Regions from separate parts of the Homo sapiens genome. Here region 1 is linked to region 2. The links are chromatin loops, found by intact Hi-C in ENCODE. Cell type or tissue: Caco-2. All regions are shown on one strand.

Region 1 (5,000 bases), 60 kb after region 2:
TCTATCATTATCTCACAAATACTTACAAAATCACTAGGTTTACTTCAGATTTTCGGAATTCCCCCTCCCAAGAAGAAATAATGGGAACGTAATATATTGGAAAAAATTTAAAGTTTTATTTAAATGGGAACATTGAGTCCCAGATTGTCTTTCTCTACTTTGGACTGTAGCTCAGTTTCCTAAGTTGTGATCATGTTTCCAAATTCTAAACATATTAATTTTGGGGACTTGGGAATGAAACACTATAATTCCTGAAATCACAAGTTATTCTTAATACTTCCAATATTCTTCAGACTCCTTACTCATTATAATGGATATCTTAAAAATTACTTAATAAGAAATACTAAGGTTAGTAGTATTACAAATATCTTTAGCCTATAGTGAATACTAAAACATTGGAAAACTCCAGTGAACATTGTTAGATACTGTTTCGAATAACCTAACATTTGGATTTCTTGGCAAATAAGCAGCACTACACACATACGTTTATTTATAAACTTATTTTGCTTCCAAAATTTGTTATTTCTTGGAACACTAACTCATATTTTGCATATAAACTTATTAATATTTATATTTACACTGTTATTTACATCATTATCAGCAGACAGACAACACACACACACATTCCATAACACAGCTACAAGCAAGACTGACTGATTAGACGACGACTGCTCCCTCCTCTGCACTCGTGTCCTGCTTCCTGCGAATGTCAACCTTAACTGTCAGCTCCGCAAGTCAGGCTTTCCTCCTGTCCTTTCTTTTGACTTGACATCCATTGGATTCCTTCAACCTAGTAACATTTCATGCTGACTGCTTAGTTTTAATTCTTGAAGGACAATTCTAATACTTTCTCTCAATTTCCTGATTTGTCAATTGATTTTTGTCAAGACTCATGATTTGAAAAAACATAAATTTTCTAAAAAAATGGCAGAAAGAAATTCCCACATGGCAACATTAGTTTTCATGTCAGCTTTACTTTATTTAAAAAAAGACCAATCTGCTTTTGAAGTAATTTCTACCAACCCAAACCAGCCACTAATTCCAGTAAATGTATATAATCAGTCATCTTTTATAATGATACTTGTTGCTCTAAAGATCTACAGTCACAGTAACTTGCTATTTTAAAAACAGGAATGAAGTGGCAATAATCTATAGTGACCATAAATTATTCTGAATTGCCCAGCTTTATCCCTAAGTAAACAGAAATTACAGTCTTAGCTTCTGATGCAATATTTGGAAGAGGGACTAAAGGAGTGACATGATCTTCCGCCACACACCCTGACTAGTCCTCCTGAAATTCAATAGCTCAGTTTGTGGGATAAGTAGGAATATTACAATGGTGCTAGCATAGAAAGGATACTCTTTTCTGATCTCTGTGGCCTAGCACTGAGTATTAGATTGCCATTAATTATAACATACAGGTTGGAGTCCTAGCACAAATGTACCAATTTCTCCTCACTCCAATGGAGCAAACTAACCATTTTATTCAGAATAAATACCTGAGCTCAAAGAGACTTTTTTTGTCCTAAACAGATAAAGCTAAAGCTGACAGACATCCCATGGCACAATATAAGATTTGTTACTTAAAGGTTCCCTACGTTGTAGCACTATCCCCTAACAGAGCTCAGCGTCTGATATGGTTAGGCTCTGTGTCCCCACCTAAATCTCATCTTGAATTGTACTCCCATAATTTGCACGTGTTGTGGGAGGGACCTAGTGGGAGATAATCTGAATCAAGGGGGTGGTTCCCCCCATAATGTTATCATGGTAGTGAATGTCTCACGATATCTGATGGTTTTATTAGGGGTTTCCGCTTTTGCATCTTCCTCATTTTCTCTTGCCACCGCCACGTAAGAAGTGTCTTTTACCTCCCCACTATGATTCTGAGGCCTCTCCAGCCATGTGGAGTTGTAAGTCCAATTAAACCTCTTTTTCTTCCCAGTCTCAGTTATATCTTTATCAGCAGCGTGAAAACGGACTAATACTCTGCCATTGGCCTCTAAGTAAAAGACAAGTGTCCGCAATTCTGGGAACTTTCAGAGAGAGGTAGTATTGGTATTCAGTAATATATGCCTTTCCTTTTCCCCAGCATCTAAACTAATCTAAGAAGTCTGGTTAACAACAAGAGCAGGCATTTAGAAATTTGGATGTCATTTATCAGTATACAAACAGAGAGAGCCTTGACAGGTCCCAACAAAAGCTCAGGTAATGATTTTATGAATGCTACCCAACTAGGTAGAGTCTATACTGAAATGCAGATAACAACCTGTCTAATTTCTACATTACTCCCATTTACAGTTGCAAAAACTGAGACCAGATGAAGTCAAGCAACTTCTCCAAACTGTTACACATTCCTGTGTCACCACCTCCCTTTGCTATCAGAGTATTTATCAATACTCAAAGATAATCAGTCACAATACCTATCACATTCTGTTAGAACTGCGTATCTGTTACTAAGTTATAACCTATTTGTAAAGGGGAAGCCATCCCATTCATGCTCAACAAATCTTTGTTAAAAAAAAAAAAAGAAGGCATTTCTCACTATCCTACATACTCGTCAGCTCTCTGCATTAGTATTTTCATTCATTAGTTCAACAAATGTATATTAAGCATTAAATACCTACTATGTAGCAGGCACATTGTTTGCCACCTGGGACACAAGAAGTTAAATGTCAATTAGATTCTCATGGAATGTATGCACAGGAGATAGACTAGTTCTGGGAAGAAATGTAAACTGCTATGGGGTAGGTGGGTGAATGATGAAATCTAGTCTTAAGAGTCCAGTAGAGATTACTGGAGTTGAAAAATGATAAGATGGGGAATTTGCAAGCTTGGGGGAGGGGCAAAGGGAAGGGGAAAAAAAACGACAGTACAGTACAGATAAAGGTCTCAAGTGGGGGTAAAAATGGGAATTCTCTAGTTGGTCAGTGTTCCATGTTCTAGGCCACAGATGACAGGGCAAAGATAGGAGCTTCTTCAATAGGAGTAATTCTGAATTTAATAAACAGAAAACAGCAAACTTTAAAATGGGGAATAATTATCTTTCTAGTTCCTCATGAGGCTCTCAGCTGTGAAAAAATAATCTGGTACAGTGATTCTCTAGTCTGACTTCATATCAGAATCTTCTGAGCATTAAACAAATCTGATGCCCATGGTTGATCCCAGAGTTCAATTACTTAAAATCTCTGAAGATATGGCCTAAGCACAGGTCTTATGAAAATGTTCTCCAGGTCATAAACTCCAGTCAAAACTGACGACTGCAGCAACTAAAGGCTAGGCAGTGCTACACTAGCTGTTTCCTCAGTGTCTTTCTGAAATGACCCTAAAACTTCCCATTGGCTGACTTTGTGACATTCAAATCTTAGCCTAAACATTTGTCCTCAGAGAGGACCCTCTGACTACACAATCTAAAGTAGCCACACTCAGTTAATTAATGTCTACCACACAGCACTCATCCCTATCTGACATCTGTCTTCTTGATTACTGTTAGTGAACCACTAGAATGGAAGTTCCAAGAAATCAGGGATCTTGCCTGTATTGTTCATGGCTGTTATTTCCAGTAGGATCTGAATAAACATTTCCTGGATGAAGGAAGAAAGTAAACCAGAAGGCAAGCAGGCATGGGGGTACCTCTCATATAAATGGAATTAAACAAAAAATAAATATTTTGAAGCTATAATTCTTATGGATTTGGATTGGATATAATTAAGGTAGACTGAAAAGCACATAGGGTATTTTTAAAATCTTTAACTTAAAACTATACACAGGCTGGCTTGAACTTCCAAGCAGGGCTCTACCTAGGAAGGAGACAAAAGAATAAAAAATATTTAGTCTGGACTAGAGTCAACAAAGGTGTCAGCAAAACATCTTCATGAAGAGGAAAAGGATGATGAAACTATATTCAACATTTCCACGAATGGAAAAGAAGAAAAAAGAAAAAAAACAAAGACCCAGGTTAAAATATAGGGCAAATTAGAATTTAGCTTAGGCATAATGAAAAACTTTCAAGAGAAATGCTGTGAGACTGGAACGGCCATCACAGATGAGACATAAAAGTGAAATCTGTGCAAGTCCTTAAGTCTAGTATGAAAATACTTCATTTGAATGGGTCGTGTACTACATAAAGGAAGATTAATATAAGGACAGCCAGAGTTTTCTTTGAGTCTTATAAATACATTAAAGTATCTTGAGTACTAGAGTTTTCTGCTCTGAACTAATTTAGATCTAGTACCAGATGAAAATGAGCCAGAAGGATAAAACACTAGTAAAAACGTAAGCAAATCATTATTTTTAGGCAAAACGGAAATATGCTCATACTTTTCCTTCTGTACAGAACATATGTTAAGGCCCATCAAGTGAATTAGTAATTCAGGCATAAAGGAAGTTTTTGAAGATAACCAAATTCAGGGGTTATCTCCCTACAATGTACACTGAAATATGAGCTCAAAAGAAAATCTCCAAATGCCAGGACACCTTGATCAGCTTACCTGGACTGTCAATGTAAAACCAGCAAGGCACTGCTTTTTCACTGGTCTCTCAAAGCCAGTGTTACTTTCAGAATCCATAATTTCTGAAATCGAACCATCTCCCCAGTCATTCAGTGCTTAACATCAAAGATTTGGAAATATAATCATCCCCAAATGTAATTAATCACCAAGTCCTGTGAATTATTCCTTTGTAAGAAAGAAAAAAGGCTGGGGGAGGGGGGTGGGGATTTATTGATTTAAAGAGATTTAAGAGACACATCGCAAATATAATGTATGAACCTTACTGAGTCCTAAGTCAAACAAATTGACTGTAAAAAAGATTATGAGACAATAAAGGAAACAGGAAATAGGAACACTGATCAGATGATATTTGGAAACGCTGCTAATACTTTCTAGGTATATGATGAAATTGTGATTACATTTTCAAAATGCCCTTATCTTTTAGAAATACACACTACAATATTGGCAGATTAAGTGATACTTTTGATTTGCTCCAAAATAATTCAAGAGAGG
Region 2 (5,000 bases):
TTTAACATAAAAGTCCCTAATAATCTGAGATTAGCAAAGGTAGTATTTCAGGATACTGCTGATTTTTATAAACAAAAGCAAAACTATAGCGTTTTATGTACAAATTTAAAATATTTTCAGGTTTCATTATGTCTCATGTTCTTTAAAACTATTTGCTTTTGAGCCTAAAGACGAATTACTTCTTTGTGGTTTAAAATTCAAACAATGCTATAAACCTAATTCTTTGATCAATAAAGCCAAACTTTAATAAGTCTGACCTGACTTAATAAAACAATAACTCACTGTGGTTGATTCTTACTTATTGTTCAAGATAAGTGGGGGATTTATAAGATATTTCCTTAACTAAAAAAAAAAAAAAAAACTCTTATTAGAACCTTTCATTGTTCACAATTTCAAAATAATACTTTACACATTCATTCTTTAAAAGAATCTTAAATGAATGAATGAATGCCTAAAACATCTTGCATATAAAACACTGAAGCCTTAAAGCAAGAACAGCACTTAACCAGTAAAAGCTTGCAAAAAAAAATTCTAAATAAAGAAACATTTCACATGAGCGAACGAAACCAAGGCTTGGAGGGTGGCGGGGGGAGAAACAAACAAACCACCAAATTAGATCCCTCAAAAAATGCCACAAAAAGCTGAGGTAACTGAAGTTACACACAACCATCTCTCTCTACTTTATTTATTTATTTTTTTGAGACAGAGTCCCACTTTGTCACCCAGGCTGGAGTGCAGTGGCGCAATCTCCGCTCACTGCAAACTCCACCTCCCGGCTTCAAGCAATTCTCTATCTCAGCCTCCCAAGTAGCTGGGATTATAGGCGCCTGCCACCATGCCTGGCTAATTTTTGTATTTTTAGTAGAGACGGGGTTTCACCATCTTGGCCAGGCTGGTCTTGAACTCCTGACCTCGTGATCCACCCGCCTTGGCCTCCCAAAGTGCTGGGATTACAGGTGTGAGCCACCGTGCCCGGCCTCTCTCTACTTTAAATAGTGATTTTCTGAATGCCAAAATAATGACAATCAGTTTGTTTAGATTATAGAACCATTCCTAATATGAACATAGGGAGTACTTATCTAGGAAGAAAGGCTACAAGGAAATTCATCTTCTAACCCCAGAATCACCAGCCATTATTCAGTTTATCTTAAGGTCCTAAAGCTTGTTCACACTCCAGACATGAAACACACTTTAGTTTTATTTTTAATCCCAAACAATGGTCGGAGAGCAAAGGCCAATAAACAGAGCTAATGGTTATGGTAAATGTTTTCAAGTTATTTTATGCAAACAAATTAGAGGAAATGTAACTCTTAGGTCCTTTTTAAAAAATGCAAAGACTTTACATTTCCATTCATTTCTATCTGCTCTCAAAATGTGGAGACTAAAATGGAATGAGCAAAACAGCTCAATACTTGAAAAAAATTAGCAGCAAAGAAAATGCACGTGACATTCATTTTACGCTTTGGTCAACACACTTAGAAAAATGCAGTTTCACATCTCAGCAACTTTATTTCTGTAAACCATTACTGTGATTTTAGTTTCTTCTTTACTGTAACCATTTAAAAGTGGTGCTTTTAAATTCAGAAAATCCCTGTCATTTGTAAGAACAATATTCTCGTTGTTCTTTATCATTTTATAAGTGGACAGCCTTCCCAACATGACAGTAAACTCCTTGAGGGCTGGAACAGAATTTTATACTTTGTATACCCCCACTGCCCAGACACCACATTCCCCAGACATCAGGGATACAAAGACAAGGATATAGCGCCAAACTGGCATCCAATAAATGTCTGTGGTTTGTGGCGATGATCTTCATTTCATGTTCTTCAGAGACAAGCTACAGAAGACATCTGCAGGGCCAACTACCCGCTTTTATCAACTTTCTTGTTAATTAGTACCACATGTTTATTACTCAACGTCTGAATTCTCAAATTAAATCATTCTTGGATTATTTTTCTTCATTTCTGAATGTGTTATAAATGTTGAAATTAATCAGGTCATGATCACTTTAAAATGTGCTGTCTTGATCCATTTTTAGAACAAGAATGGTATTATGTGAAATCTTCGTAAAACTCTTGTTAATTAACCACAAAAAAACTTAAGAAAGCAATGCTAATGCAAGGGGCCCATCAAAAACACCCCAGACTTATTCGGAATGAAAGGCCCTGTCTCACGCCTCACAGCCTGAAGTAGTCTGTGTTTGCTTCTCCAGAGAGGCGAGGAATCCAGAAACAAAGTCACGTCATGCTCCATACCCAAGCTCCATATCTTTCAGTAACTGCTAAAGCTCAACTGATGATTTGTATGGTGAGAAGAATTTGGGCCCAAACCAGATAGTAAATCATAGCCAAAGTCAACCGCTTAAGCAGAATTTACAGATACTTTTGAGATAGCCATGAACTACAAATTGCTTTGCCGCTATTTAAAAAACTTGTTGGTTAATAGTCCAAATTCAATGTGCATAATCAACTAAGATTTCTGATTCCATTCTCTTTGACTACTAGGTTGGAACATGCAATCCACTTCTACAAAGCAAACTTCTCTCTCTGAGGTGTTACACAAAAAGTTCTAAAGAGAATAAGCTTTGCTATGTTCTGCTCAGAGGAAGGAATGTTTTCTTTAAACCTCTTATAGCTACTCAGGTTTTGGTGTTTTGCTTTTATCTTTATTGGACCCTCCCACTCCCTTCTTTGTGCTACCAGTCCAAAGGAATGTACCATTACTTCAGAGCTTCTGCCCTGCTTTCGTTAGTTTACATTTACTTATAATGGAATCCATTTGTTATCTGCTGATTTAAATCTCCCCAAATGACCTAATGCTCTTGGTTTTCGTTTTTATTTCATTACACTACACTTTTCATGTGTACTTTGAAGCAATGTTTAAACAATGAAAAGGTGTAGGAGACCCTATCATAAAAATATTAAAACGCTCTTCTTGTCATTCAATAAGCAAGGTAACCAGCAACCAAGTCGATAGGGCAAAATTTTATCATCAATACATTGAAACTCTGGACAGTAACAGCAGTAAAACAATTGTTTTGTTCCAGGCCCATCTTGGGACTCTCTCCTGTGTCTCCTATCAGTTCTAACAGAGTTTGACACAGAAACTGAGTCCCTGTCTTCACAATGCTCAGCTTACATGATTTATTCACAAGTCCCTAAAGGTTGAGACTTTAAGTAAATTCCAGCTTTTGGGCATTTAAAACAAACCTTTACGAACTCTTCTTACATCCAGGGACTTTTTTTTTAAAGTCTTGAACCTATTATATAACAGTAACAGAAAACTACAGAATCAGAAGGTCCTATATACAGCAGTATTGCACAGTCCTTTTAATTCAAACATTTCTGTGAAATATTTTTTTAAAATACCAATTATTCCTTGAGTGTATTTTGAAAAACAAAGTATTGTGACTAGAAACAAAACAGTACTATAAAGCACAGCTTTTTCCACTCTGCATACTCCCTTCTTCTTGAAAAATCACAATTTTAAAGCATTATTTGTTTTCAAAAATATTTTCAAGTACATAGTTATGAAATGGCTGTAGTTTCTACAAAGTCAAGACTATGCTCCAAAAGCAAACTCTAGTAACACCAGCAAATTCAAAACGTGAAAATGAACTAAATGGTACTTCCACTTTTTCTTGTCATCTTGAATGCAGTTTAAATGTTTTAAGAAAACATATTCCAAAACCCTAATTTTAAAAATGACAATATAACACAGTGGTTGATCAGCTTCGTTGCAAGAGAGCCTTTGGTTTATCAATGGATACGCAATAATGGATTCTTGAACAGGATGTTTTTTAAAAAGAGACATTAAAATACAGTTCAATTTACAATCACTGGACTGCATGAACTTTTAAAAACACGCATTATTTTAAATGATTATGCAAATTTGGTAAGCGAGTTGAAATATACTTATTTACATTCAGTTAGTATATCATGGTATCTAATCCCCCCTCCTCCCCAATACTCTCTAACTTCAAAGTTTGCACAGGTCAAGGTCAGAAAATTAAGCAATGTCATTAACCTAGAAAAAAATTTTTTGGTTTAATTTGAGGGTTTGAGAAATTATATGTCATTACTTTAAAATGAAGATCAAAGCTCTCATACAAGCAATCATTTGCTCTGGATTTATAAGGTCAGTACAGATGGCAGGTGAGAAAAATGCCAATGAAGAAGTTCAAACAGCTCTAGTATTATTACAGAGCTTTACAGAGCACGTTCATTACATTCTTTCTTAAGCAATCATCACACTTCACAACTTACTCTGGAAGAGACAGAAACTGTGTTCTTTACTAAGGGAACTTCGATCTAAATGTAAAATTAGAACTCAAAGTTCCTGACATCAAGGCTCAGATTCCTGTATTTAAACTTCTCTGCTGTTCGCTCAACAAAGAAATTATCTGTGCTGATGAAATTATCTGTGCAACTTACAATTAAATGACCCCCCCCAAAAAAATGAAGATTAAAAAAAGAAATGAATTAATTTGAAATTTCCCTGACACACTCAAATGCATCTTTGACTATATTACAAAATGAATAAGCACGGTATTTCAGTCTAGAGTATGTCCAAATACAAGCCTGTAAGGTCACACCTTTCTCAAAAGGCAGACACATGTGGAGAAACCAGACACTTGGCAGACAGACAGTTACATTGCAAAGAAAACAAAAGCAAAGAGTTATTTTAAACATACGGTACACAGTTGTGCAGTTTGCTAAAACAGATAAACAATATTGTATAATACTACAGAATAGAATTTTGTTTAGTTTTGGATAGTTTTCAGTTAACTATCTAGTTGAGGACATAATCTTTGGATGTAGTTGACCAATAAAACTACAAAATTTGACCCCAGTAAAATATACAAAATATTAAAATCTTAATTACTACTGATAGTAAACCCTTTATGAGAACATAAAGCCTGTCAGAGAGTGGGGGGCAAGGGGAGGGAGAGCATTAGGGCAAATACCTAATGCATGTGGGGCTTAAAACCTAGTTGAAGG

What was found. Hi-C counts contacts between places; a loop is a spot of excess contacts. Peaks named below come from ENCODE experiments on the same cell type or tissue, not always from the same donor. Only the 100,000 strongest peaks of a DNase experiment are listed, where the experiment ranks them.
Region 1: a loop joins it to region 2, with 6 times the contacts of the local background. A loop is called at or near these places in 1 of 110 quality-filtered maps.

What each region holds. Positions count from the first base shown.
Region 1 is chr10:121,830,788-121,835,787 of GRCh38, forward strand. All of the region lies in intron 10 of ATE1 (arginyltransferase 1), which reads right to left. Among named protein-coding and RNA genes, the nearest start is that of ATE1, 95 kb to the right of the region's middle. In Caco-2, no CTCF peak of the experiment used is centred here; a DNase peak (open chromatin) is centred at 2,834.
Region 2 is chr10:121,770,391-121,775,390 of GRCh38, forward strand. All of the region lies in intron 11 of ATE1 (arginyltransferase 1), which reads right to left. Among named protein-coding and RNA genes, the nearest start is that of ATE1, 160 kb to the right of the region's middle. In Caco-2, no CTCF peak of the experiment used is centred here; DNase peaks (open chromatin) are centred at 2,231 and 2,701.